Linked DNA regions of Homo sapiens: region 2 is linked to region 1. Evidence: read pairs that join two places in POLR2A ChIA-PET (ENCODE). Cell type or tissue: B cell. All regions are shown on one strand.

Evidence for each region. Peaks named below come from ENCODE experiments on the same cell type or tissue, not always from the same donor. Only the 100,000 strongest peaks of a DNase experiment are listed, where the experiment ranks them.
Region 2: POLR2A ChIA-PET joins it to region 1 with 6 read pairs; 3 of 35 experiments call an interaction of 5 or more read pairs at or near these places.

Annotation. Positions count from the first base shown.
Region 1 is chr10:102,090,636-102,095,635 of GRCh38, reverse strand. No RefSeq gene overlaps it. Among named protein-coding and RNA genes, the nearest start is that of LDB1, 27 kb to the left of the region's middle. In B cell, no CTCF peak of the experiment used is centred here; no DNase peak of the experiment used is centred here.
Region 2 is chr10:101,892,132-101,897,131 of GRCh38, reverse strand. All of the region lies in intron 23 of ARMH3 (armadillo like helical domain containing 3), which reads left to right. Among named protein-coding and RNA genes, the nearest start is that of KCNIP2, 51 kb to the right of the region's middle. In B cell, no CTCF peak of the experiment used is centred here; no DNase peak of the experiment used is centred here; H3K27ac peaks cover 894 bases.

The DNA of each region.
Region 1 (5,000 bases):
TTACAACTTTGGTGTATATATGTATAAGTAAAAACGAAACCAAACCTCTAAAGAGAACAAACAAGAAAGCAATATGCTGAGAAATATATTTGCAGCAAATATGATAAAGAGTTAAAATGTTTTTGTATAAGTAGGGTGCAGTGTGGGACACCTGTAGTCCAAGCTACTGGGGAGGGTGAGGCAGGAGGATCCCTTTATAAAGCTTCGGAGTTTGAGGCCGGGCGCAGTGGCTCACACCTGTAATCCCAGCACTTTGGGAGGACGAGGCGGGCGGATCACAAGGTCAGAAGATCGAGACTATCCTAGCTAACACGGTGAAACCCCTTCTCTACTAAAAAATATAAAAAATTAGCCGGGCACGGTGGCGGGCGCCTGTAGTCCCAGCTACTCAGGAGGCTGAGGCAGGAGAATGGCATGAACCTGGGAGGCGGAGCTTGCAGTGAGCCAAGATTGCGCCACTGCACTCCAGCCTGGGTGAGAGCGAGACTCTATCTCAAAAAAAGAAAAAGAAAAAAAAGCTTCGGAGTTTGAGCCCAGCCTGGGCAGCATAGCAAGACTCTGATCCTAAAAATAAATAAATAAATAATTTTTGTATAATTAATTTATGCAAAATAGGTTTTGTTTTGTTTTTTAAAAGGCCCCTCAATAAATAAATGGGAGCCAGGCATGGTGGGTCATGCCTGTCGTCCCAGCCTTTTGAGGGGCTGAGGCAGGCGGATCACGTGAGGTCAGGAGTTCAAGACCAACCTGGCCAATATGATGAAACCCCGTCTCTAGTAAAAATAGAAAAAAATAGCTGGGCATGGTGGTACACACCTGTAATCCCAGCTACTCGGGAGGCTGAGGCAGGAGAATCGCTTGAACCCAGGAGGCAGAGGTTGCGGTGAGCTGAGATCACGTTACTGCACTCCAGCCTGGGCAACAGAGCGAGACTCCATCTCAACAATAACAACAAAAAATACAAAAATTAGCCGGACATGGTGGCAGGCGCTTGTAATCCCAGCTACTTGGGGGCTGAGACTGGAGATCGCTTGAACCCGGGACAGAGGTTGCAGTGAGCTGAGATTGTGCCACTGCACTTCAGCCTGAGCAACGGTGTGAGAATCTGTCTCAAAAACAAAACAAATAAAAATAAAAATGACAGCTGGGCGCAGTGGCTCACCCCTGTAATCCCAGCACTTTGGGAGGCTGAGGTGGGTGGATTACCTGAGGTCAGGAGTTCGAGACCAGCCTGGACAACATGGTGAAACCCCACCTCTACTAAAAATATAAAAACTAGCCGGGCATGGCCGGGCGTGGTGGCTCATGCCTGTAATCCCAGCACTTTGGGAGGCTGAGACGGGCAGATCACGAGGTCAGCAGATCGAGACCATCCTGGCTAACACAGTGAAACCCCGTCTCTACTAAAAATACAAAAAATTAGCCGGGCGTGGTGGTGGGCGCCTGTAGTCCCAGCTACTCGGGAGGCTGACACAGGAGAATGGCGTGAACTGGGGAGGCGGAGCTTGCAGTGAGCCGAGATGGCGCCACTGCACTCCAGCCTGGATAGAGCGAGACTCTGTCTCAAAAAAAGCACTAGCTGGGCATGGTGGTAGGTGCCTGTAATCCCAGCCACTCGGGAGGCTGAGGCACGAGAATTGCTTGAACCCAGGAGATGGAGGTTATAGTGAGCTGACACGGTGCCACTGCACTCCAGCCTCAGTGACAGAGTGAGACTCCATCTCAAAAAAGTAAAATGAAAATGACAATTCAGCTGGGCCAGGCAGCTCACGCCTGTAATCCCAGTACTTTGGGGAGTCTGAGGTGGTAGGATCACTTGAGTCCAGGAGCTGGGGGCCAGCCTGGGCAACATAATAAGACCCTGTCTCTACAAAAAAATACAACTATTAGACAAGCATGTAGTAATCAGCTACTCTAGAGGCTGAGGTGGGAGGATGCCTTGAGCCCAGGAGGTCAAGGTTGCAGTGAGCCAAGATCAGGCAAATGCACTCCAGCCTGGGCAACAGAGTGAGACCTTGTCAATAAATAAATAGATAAATAAAGTATACAATTCAGCAGCTTTTAGCGTATTCATAATGTTGTGCAACCATCACCACAATTGATTTTAAAACATTTTCATCACTTCCGAAAGAACACCTGTATCCGTTGGCAGTCATTCCACATTTTCCCCACTCTCTCAGCCCTAGGTAATCGTTAATCTATGTCTATAAGACATTTCATATACATGGAATCATACAATATATGACCTTTTGTGACTGGCCTCTATCTCTTAGCATGAGGTTTTCAAGACTCATCCATTTTGTAGCAAGTACCAGTATTTCTTTTCTTTTTTCTTTTTTTTTTTTTTTTTAAGGGGCAAGGTCTCACTATGTTGCCTAGGCTGGACTCAAACTCCTGGCACATGTCACTGCACCTGGCTTAATTTTTTTATTGCTCAATAATATTACATTATATGGATATACTACATTTTAGTTATCCTTTCTTTTTTTTTTTTTTTTTTTTTTTTTTTTTTTTTTTGAGACAGAGTCTTGCTGTCGCCCAGGCTGGAGTGCAGTGGCGCGATCTCGGCTCACTGCAAGCTCCGCCTCCCGGGTTCACGCCATTCTCTTGCCTCAGCCTCCCTAGTAGCTGGGACTACAGGCATCCACCACCACGGCCGGCTAATTTTTTGTATTTTTAGTAGAGACGGGGTTTCACTGTGTTTGCCAGGATGGTCTCGATCTCCTGACCTCGTGATCTGCCCGTCTCAGCCTCCCAAAGTGCTGGGATTACAGGCGTCAGCCACCGTGCCCGGCCCTATAGTTATCCTTTCATCAATTGATGGACATTTGTGTTACTTCCACTTTTTTGCTGTTATGAAATAGGCTGCTAGGTCAGGTGCAGTGGCTAGTGCCTGTAATGCCAGCACTTTGGAAGGCTGAGACAGGCAGATTACTTGAGACCAAGGAGATGGAGGTTGCGGTGAGCCGAGATCACACCATTGCACTCAAGCCTGGGCAACAAGAGTGAAACTCCATCTCAAAAAAAAAAAAAAAATCATACAAAGTGGCTTCAATTCTGTTAAAACTTGTGTGATAGGAAAAGGTGGATGGGTGGTAATAAGAAGATTGGTGGTAACAAGAAGATTGGGCTCTAGGCCGGGCGCGGTGGCTCACACCTGTAATCCCAGCACTTTCGGAGGCCAAGGTGGGCGGATCATGAGGTCAAGAGATCGAGACCATCCTGGCCAACATGGTGAAACCCCGTCTCTACTAAAAACACAAAAATTAGCTGGACGTGGTGGTGCCTGCCTATAGTCCCAGCTACTCCGGAGGCTGAGGCAGGGGAATCGCTTGAACCCGGGAGGCGGAGGTTGCAGTGAACTGAGATGGCGCCACTGTACTCCAGCCTGGCAACAGAGCGAGACTCCATCTCAAAAAAAAAGAGGATTGGGCTCTAGTTGGATTTTTGCCTATTTGTCAAGCTTCCTTTAATGCACTCATGCTACCTTTTTAAATATCATATTTGTCTGGGTGAGGTGGCTCACGCCTGTAATCCCAGAATTTGGAAGGTGGAGGTGGGCAGATCACTTGAGGCTGGGAGTTGGAGACCAGCCTGGCCAACATGGTGAAACCCCATCCCTACTAAAAAAAAAATTAAATTAGCCTGGTGTGGTGGCACGCACCTGTAATCCCAGCTATTCAGGAGGCTGAGGCAAGAGAATGGCTTGAACCCAGGAGGTGGAGGTTGCAGTGAGCTGAGATTGTACCACTGCACTCCAGCCTGGGCGACAGAGTGAGACTCCATCTCAATAAATAAATAAATACAATAAATATCATTTTTCCTTTTACTTTTTTTTTTCTTCGTCAGGGTCTTTTTCTGTCACCCAGGCTGGAGTGTAGTGGCACGATCACAGTTCACTGCAGCCTTGACCTCCCAGGCTCAATCAGTCCTCCAGCCTCGGCCTCCCTAGCAGCTGGAACTACAGGTGTAAGCCACCACACTTGGCTAATATATGTAAAATAGAGATGGGATCTCATTATGTTGCCCAAGCTGGCCTTGAACTCCTGGGCTGAAGCGATCCTCCTGCCTTGGCCTCCCAAAGTGCTGGGATTACAGGCATGAGCCACCGCTCCTGGCCCAGGCCATCTTTATAGTAACAAATAATAACCATAAAAGACCAAGAATCCTGATCGGGCCGGGCGCGGTGGCTCATGCCTGTAATCCCAGCACTTTAAGAGGCTGAGGTGCGTGGATCACTTGAGGTCAGGAGTTCGAGAACAGCCTGGCCAACAAGGTGAAACCTCGCCTCTACTAAAAATACAAAAATTAGCTGGGTGTGGTGGCATGAACCTGTAATCCCAGCTACTCAGAAGGCTGAGGTAGGAGAATCACTTGAACCTAGGAGGCAGAGGTTGCAGTGAGCCGAGATAGGGCCACTGCACTCCTGCCTGGCGACAGAGCAAGACTCCAACTCCATCTCAAAAAAAAAAGAATCCTGATAGGAAGTAAAAAAAGACCTGAATTAGGGCATTTGTGTTGGGCCTGGGGAAGAAAAGAGAGGAATGGATACAATTCTATTCCTTACTGAGTCATAGGTGGTGAGTGGTGGGAAGGATGGATGGCAATGCTGATGTTTGAAGGAACTGGAAGGATGCCAGTGCCATGAACTCAAATGGGGATCCCCAGAGGAATCACAGCACTGTGGTTCAGAGGACAGGCTCCTGCAATAGACACCCCTATTTTGAATCCTTGCCCAACCGGGATTATAGACGGCTAACCCTGAGCAAGTTATTTAACCTCTTTGACCTTACTTCCTTCTGTCTAAAGTGGAGATAATAATAGCATTTGTTTTAGAGGGTTGTTAGGAGGATGAACTGATATAGAGAATTTAGAAAGTGTCTGGCACAGAATAAACTTTCGATAAAAATTAGGTATTGTGATACGCCCAGCAGCCCTGGGAGATCTGGGGCTAGGACTTCTCTGTCCCCAGCCACCTATCAGACAAAAAATAGTTCCTC
Region 2 (5,000 bases), 200 kb after region 1:
TCTTCCCAATTCTGTTTCCCTGAATAATGTGGGCAACTCCAACTATTGCTGGAAAAATAAATTGGTAAAGGATGTTGAGAATAAGAGAAACTTTCTTCTCATCCACCAACCCTGCCACCCCCCTCAACATCCTATTCCAGCAGCCAAAAGTTGACATCCTTTGCCACATGCAGAACTTTTGACTTAAGTATATCATACATATTACCATGAGTTGGACTCTTCTCACCTCCAGGTAGGGTCAGTCCTTCCTGAGCATGTGCCCTTCAGCACCAGTCTCACTCGTCATCTCTGCCACCTTTTGTGGTATTGCACCACAGAGCCCTCTCTCTCCAGAAGCTCCTGAAACTCCAGCTTCTGTAATTTATAGGATAGTCCATGGCCCAGTGAGCTCCTTTTCCTACTGCCATCAGCATTGCTAACATATGCAAGCTTTAGAAAAGTTTTCTTGGTGAGTGAATCACCCTGGGAATCACCACATTAATTCTGTGTGGAACTGGTTGGAGAAAGCAGCTTGCTCAAAAACTGCTGGGGCCAAGGAGGCCATAATCATTTATATATGATACAGTTCATCCACTTAAAGTGTACAGTTCATGTTTTCTGGTATAATCATAGGGTTGTACAACCATCATCACAATCTAACTTTAGAATATTGTGTTCCCCCTGAAAGAAACCCTATACCCAATAGCAGTCACTCCCTATTCTTCCCTAACCCTCCTTGTAGCCCTAAGCAACCATGAATCTACTTTCTGCTTCTACAAATTTGCATATTCTGGACCTTTCCTATAAATTGAAGTAGCTGTACCATTTTACACTTCCACCAGCAATGTATGAGAGTTCTTCTCCACATCCTTGCCAACACTTGTTATTGTTTTGTTTGTTTGTTTGTTTGTTTGTTTGTTTTTGAGACAGGGTCTGTGCTCTCACCTAGGCTGGAGTGCAGTGGCTCCACCTTAGCTCACTGCAGCCTCGGCCTCCTAGGCTCAAGTGATCTGCCCACCTTGGCCTCCCAAGTAGCTGGGACTACCGGCACACGCCACCATACCCGGCTAATTTTTTTTTTGTAATTTTGTAGAGATGGGGGTCTCCCCATGTTGCCCAGACTTGTTTTGAACTCCTGGGATTGCAGGCATGAGTCACTGTGCCCAGCCTTGCTATTCTCTTTTTATCACTATCCTAATGGGTGTGAAGTGGTATCTCATTGTGGTTTTGATTTGGATTTCCCTAATGACTAATGATATTGAGTATCTGTTCTTGTCTATTCAAATAATTTGTTCTTTTAAAAATTGTATTATTTGTGTGTAATTTATTGTTGAATTATAAGAGTCCTTTATATATTCTGGTACAAGTTTCTTATCAGACAAAATTTGCAAATATTTTCTCTTATTCTGTGGATTGTCCTTTCACTTTCTTGATGGCATTGTTTGCAGCACAGTTTAAACTTCAGATTGATCCACTTTTTCTTTTTCATTTGTGCTTTTGGTGTTTTATCTAAGAAATCACTGCCTGACCTCAAGTCATGAAGATTTACTTTTAAGAATTTTACAGTTTTTAAGGGCCGGGCGCAGTGGCTCACACCTGTAATCCCAACACTTTGGGAGGCTGAGGCAGGCGGATCATGAGGTCAGGAGATTGAGACTATCCTGGCTAACATGGTGAAACCCCGTCTCTACTAAAAATACAAAAAATTAGCCGGGCGTGGTGGCGGGCGCCTGTAGTCCCAGCTACTCGGGAGGCTGATGCCGGAGAATGGCGTGAACCCGGGAGGTGGAGCTTGCAGTGAGCCAAGATTGCACCACTGCACTGCAGCCTGGGCGACAGAGCGAGACGCCCTCTCGAAAAAAAAAAAAAAAAAAGAATTTTATCGTTTTTAGACCTTATATTTAGATCTGTGATCCATTTCGAGTTGTTTTATGTGTGGTATAAGGAAGGGATCTAACTTCATTCTTTTGCATGTGGATAACTACTTGTCCCAGTACCATTTGTTGAAAAGACTATTTTTTCCCTATTTAATTGCCTTGCCACCTTTGTCGAAGGGAAACCTTAATCTTTTCATAATGGCTATGTTTTCTCATTCATTGTCCACTCAAACCTTCCTGTATTTTCTCACAGTTCTGGAGGCTAGAAGTCCCACATCAAAGTCCAGCAGGGTCAGTTTCTGGTGAGAGCTGTCTTCCTGGCTTATGAGATGGCAGCCTTCTCACTGTGTCGTCATGTGACAGATAGCAAGAGAGCTCTCTGGTGCCTTTTTTTTTTTTTTTTTTGGCAGAGTTTCGCTCTTTTGCCCAGGCTGGAGTGAAGTGGCATGATTCTGGCTCACTGCAACCTCTGGCCCCTGGGTTCAAGCAGTTCTCCTGCCTCAGCCCCCCAAGTAGCTGTCAGGTTTTGACCAGTAAAAGTGAGAGAGAAGTACTGTTAGAATCTCCCAGAAACCCCCTCCCCAAAGGTTCAGAAAAGATGGTAGTAAATCCTTTTGGAGGTGCTATCAGTGAGAAGGAAAGCCTAAAGAAAATGGAGAGATTCCTCCTTCATCTATAAACGTGGTGCCTTATCTTTCTCCCGCCAAGAGCTAGTCAAGCATGAGTCCTAGTCTAGCGCCTTGGCCAGGTGGGATGGTGTGGAATCACAACCCAGGTGAGCCTGGTAGCCGTCAGACTTCCTGGGGAAGGAGAAGCGACGTAATTCAGTTACTGCAAAGGTGTGTCACTCAGCTTGGTCTGGCTTAGCCTGGTTCCAGTCTTCTGTCATTTCTGTGCCATGTCAGGACATATTTCCATTTCACTAGTACAAAGTACTAAGAACTTTAATGGGAAGCCTCCAAGCCCTGTCTGGAATTCCTTTCTAAGAGCCTGGAGAGAGAAGAGCCAGTGTTAGACTATTTTTCTTACTGCTTAGGGCGAATACCCTCCACCTGGCATCTCCAGGACATTAGGTTAGCACTCAGATTTTGCAGATAACAGTCCCAAAGAAACAGCAAAAAAAACATAAGGCCGACACATATACTGCCTTTGTGGGTACTGAGTTAGAGACTACTAACTGAATCTAGACTGTTCCACCTTACTCAGGTTTCTAAACAGTTTCTCAGCCTGCCTGGTGGGAGACCTTAATCACCTGCTTAGATCTGAAGTTCTGAGATGAGATTGTCACAGGGCAGGTTGGAAGATGATTTTATCTTCATTCCAAATATATATTCCCAGAGTGGTAAATACCCTCAGGATAAGTTTGCCCAAACAATATCAGCATGTATGTCCTGCAGTATGAAGAACAGGTCACCCATAGAGCCAGCTGACACCTGATAAGTGTAATGGTGAGAAGGGAAGGAAACAAGTGTACATTTTGAAGGTAATGCCTTCTAGGTTTTCCTTTCTCTCCCTCACTCCCTCCCTCCCTGCCTCCCAGTCCCCTCCCCTTTCTTTCCTCTTTCCTTTTCCCCTTCCCTCTCTTCTTCCTCTCTCTTTTTTTTTCCTGTCTTATGTCCTTGCTTTGTTTCCTTGTGAAAGAACTACTCAGATAGAAAGGCAAGAGAATTAGATCCCCAGCAATTCCATTCCCAGGGATTATTTCACTGTTCCAACCTCACTAGCTCCACTGGGTTGCCCCGGTGGCTGCTAACATTCCACCCAGACAGAAGCTAGGGTACTTGGACCTCTGTATTCTCCAAACCTAGGCAAGAATAAAATAATAATAATAATAAAAAACAAGAACAAAACCTCTAGTTCAGTTGAGACAGGAATTTAAAAAAAAAATTTCCTAAGAAATGTAAGGAAAGCCTGATTTAAAAAAACAAAAAACAAAACCTAAAAAAGCATAAAATGTGGATGCATTTACAGAGTGCAAAATCTTTTTCGAAGATACCTGTGGTCTAATGGTAGATTGATTTGACTACTGAAGCTCCTTTCCTTCAATCGTGTTGGTCCTGGACACTAAACCCTATGACTCAGACTCCACCCTGAGTGAACTTTAAATTGGTGCTGCTGCTAGGATCAGTGGGATTATCAGTTCTCTAAACTTGCTTCACCTACCTTCTCATTGGGTTTAGGGTCCTGGTTTTCCTTTCTGCTTATGGGCTGTGGTCATCTCTGCCAACATCCTTGAGCCTTGCTCTCTGATTGAGAAAAATGTTTGACCCCCACTTGGTCATAAAATTCTTTCCTACTTTGGAATTAGAGCAAACCTCAGCCTTAACTTGCAGATATTATCTCCAGCTCTCTTGGTAGTTTCTGGAAAAATAAGTTGTCAGAACTCTTTTCTTGCTCCTGACTCATGTCTGTCGTATTTGGTTTATTCACTTATTGAATATTTATTGAGCACAAGCTGTGTACCAGGCATTGGGTTAGATGTTTGGCGTTGCTTTTCCAAGTTTTTATTATATGTACTATAAATGTTATATATTATGTTAGATAAATTTTACAAATGTACCCTCTAAGATTTAGCCCTCTTTCAACAAATATTTCTTATATGGCTGCAATAGACTATTCCCAGGTACTATGATAAGTGCTGGGATTGGTATTTTTTTTTAAGTTTTTGGTTTATACTTTTATTACCTGAATTAGATTAAATGGTTCTATAATTCTTTACTATCAAGAAGCTATAAAATAGTGATTTGTTATGCTAGCTCATACATACACACACACAAACACACATACACACGTGCACACATTTTATTTTTTATTTTTGAGAGAAGGTCTCGTTATATTGCCCAGGCTGGAGCGTGGTAGCACAAACACCACTCACTGCAGCCTCATCCCCCTGGGCTCAAGTGATCCTCCCACTTCAGCCTTCCAAGTAGCTGAGACTACAGGCAAATGCCACCACACCTGGCCCTGGCTTATTATTATTATTATTTTTATTTTGTAGAGACAAGGTCTCACCATGTTGCTCAGGCTGGTCTCGAACTCCTGGGTTCAAGTAATCCGCCCACCTTAGCCTCCCAAAGTGCTGGGATTATAGTTGTGAGCCACTGCACCCAGCCCACGCACCCATTTTGTTGTTGTTGTTGATTT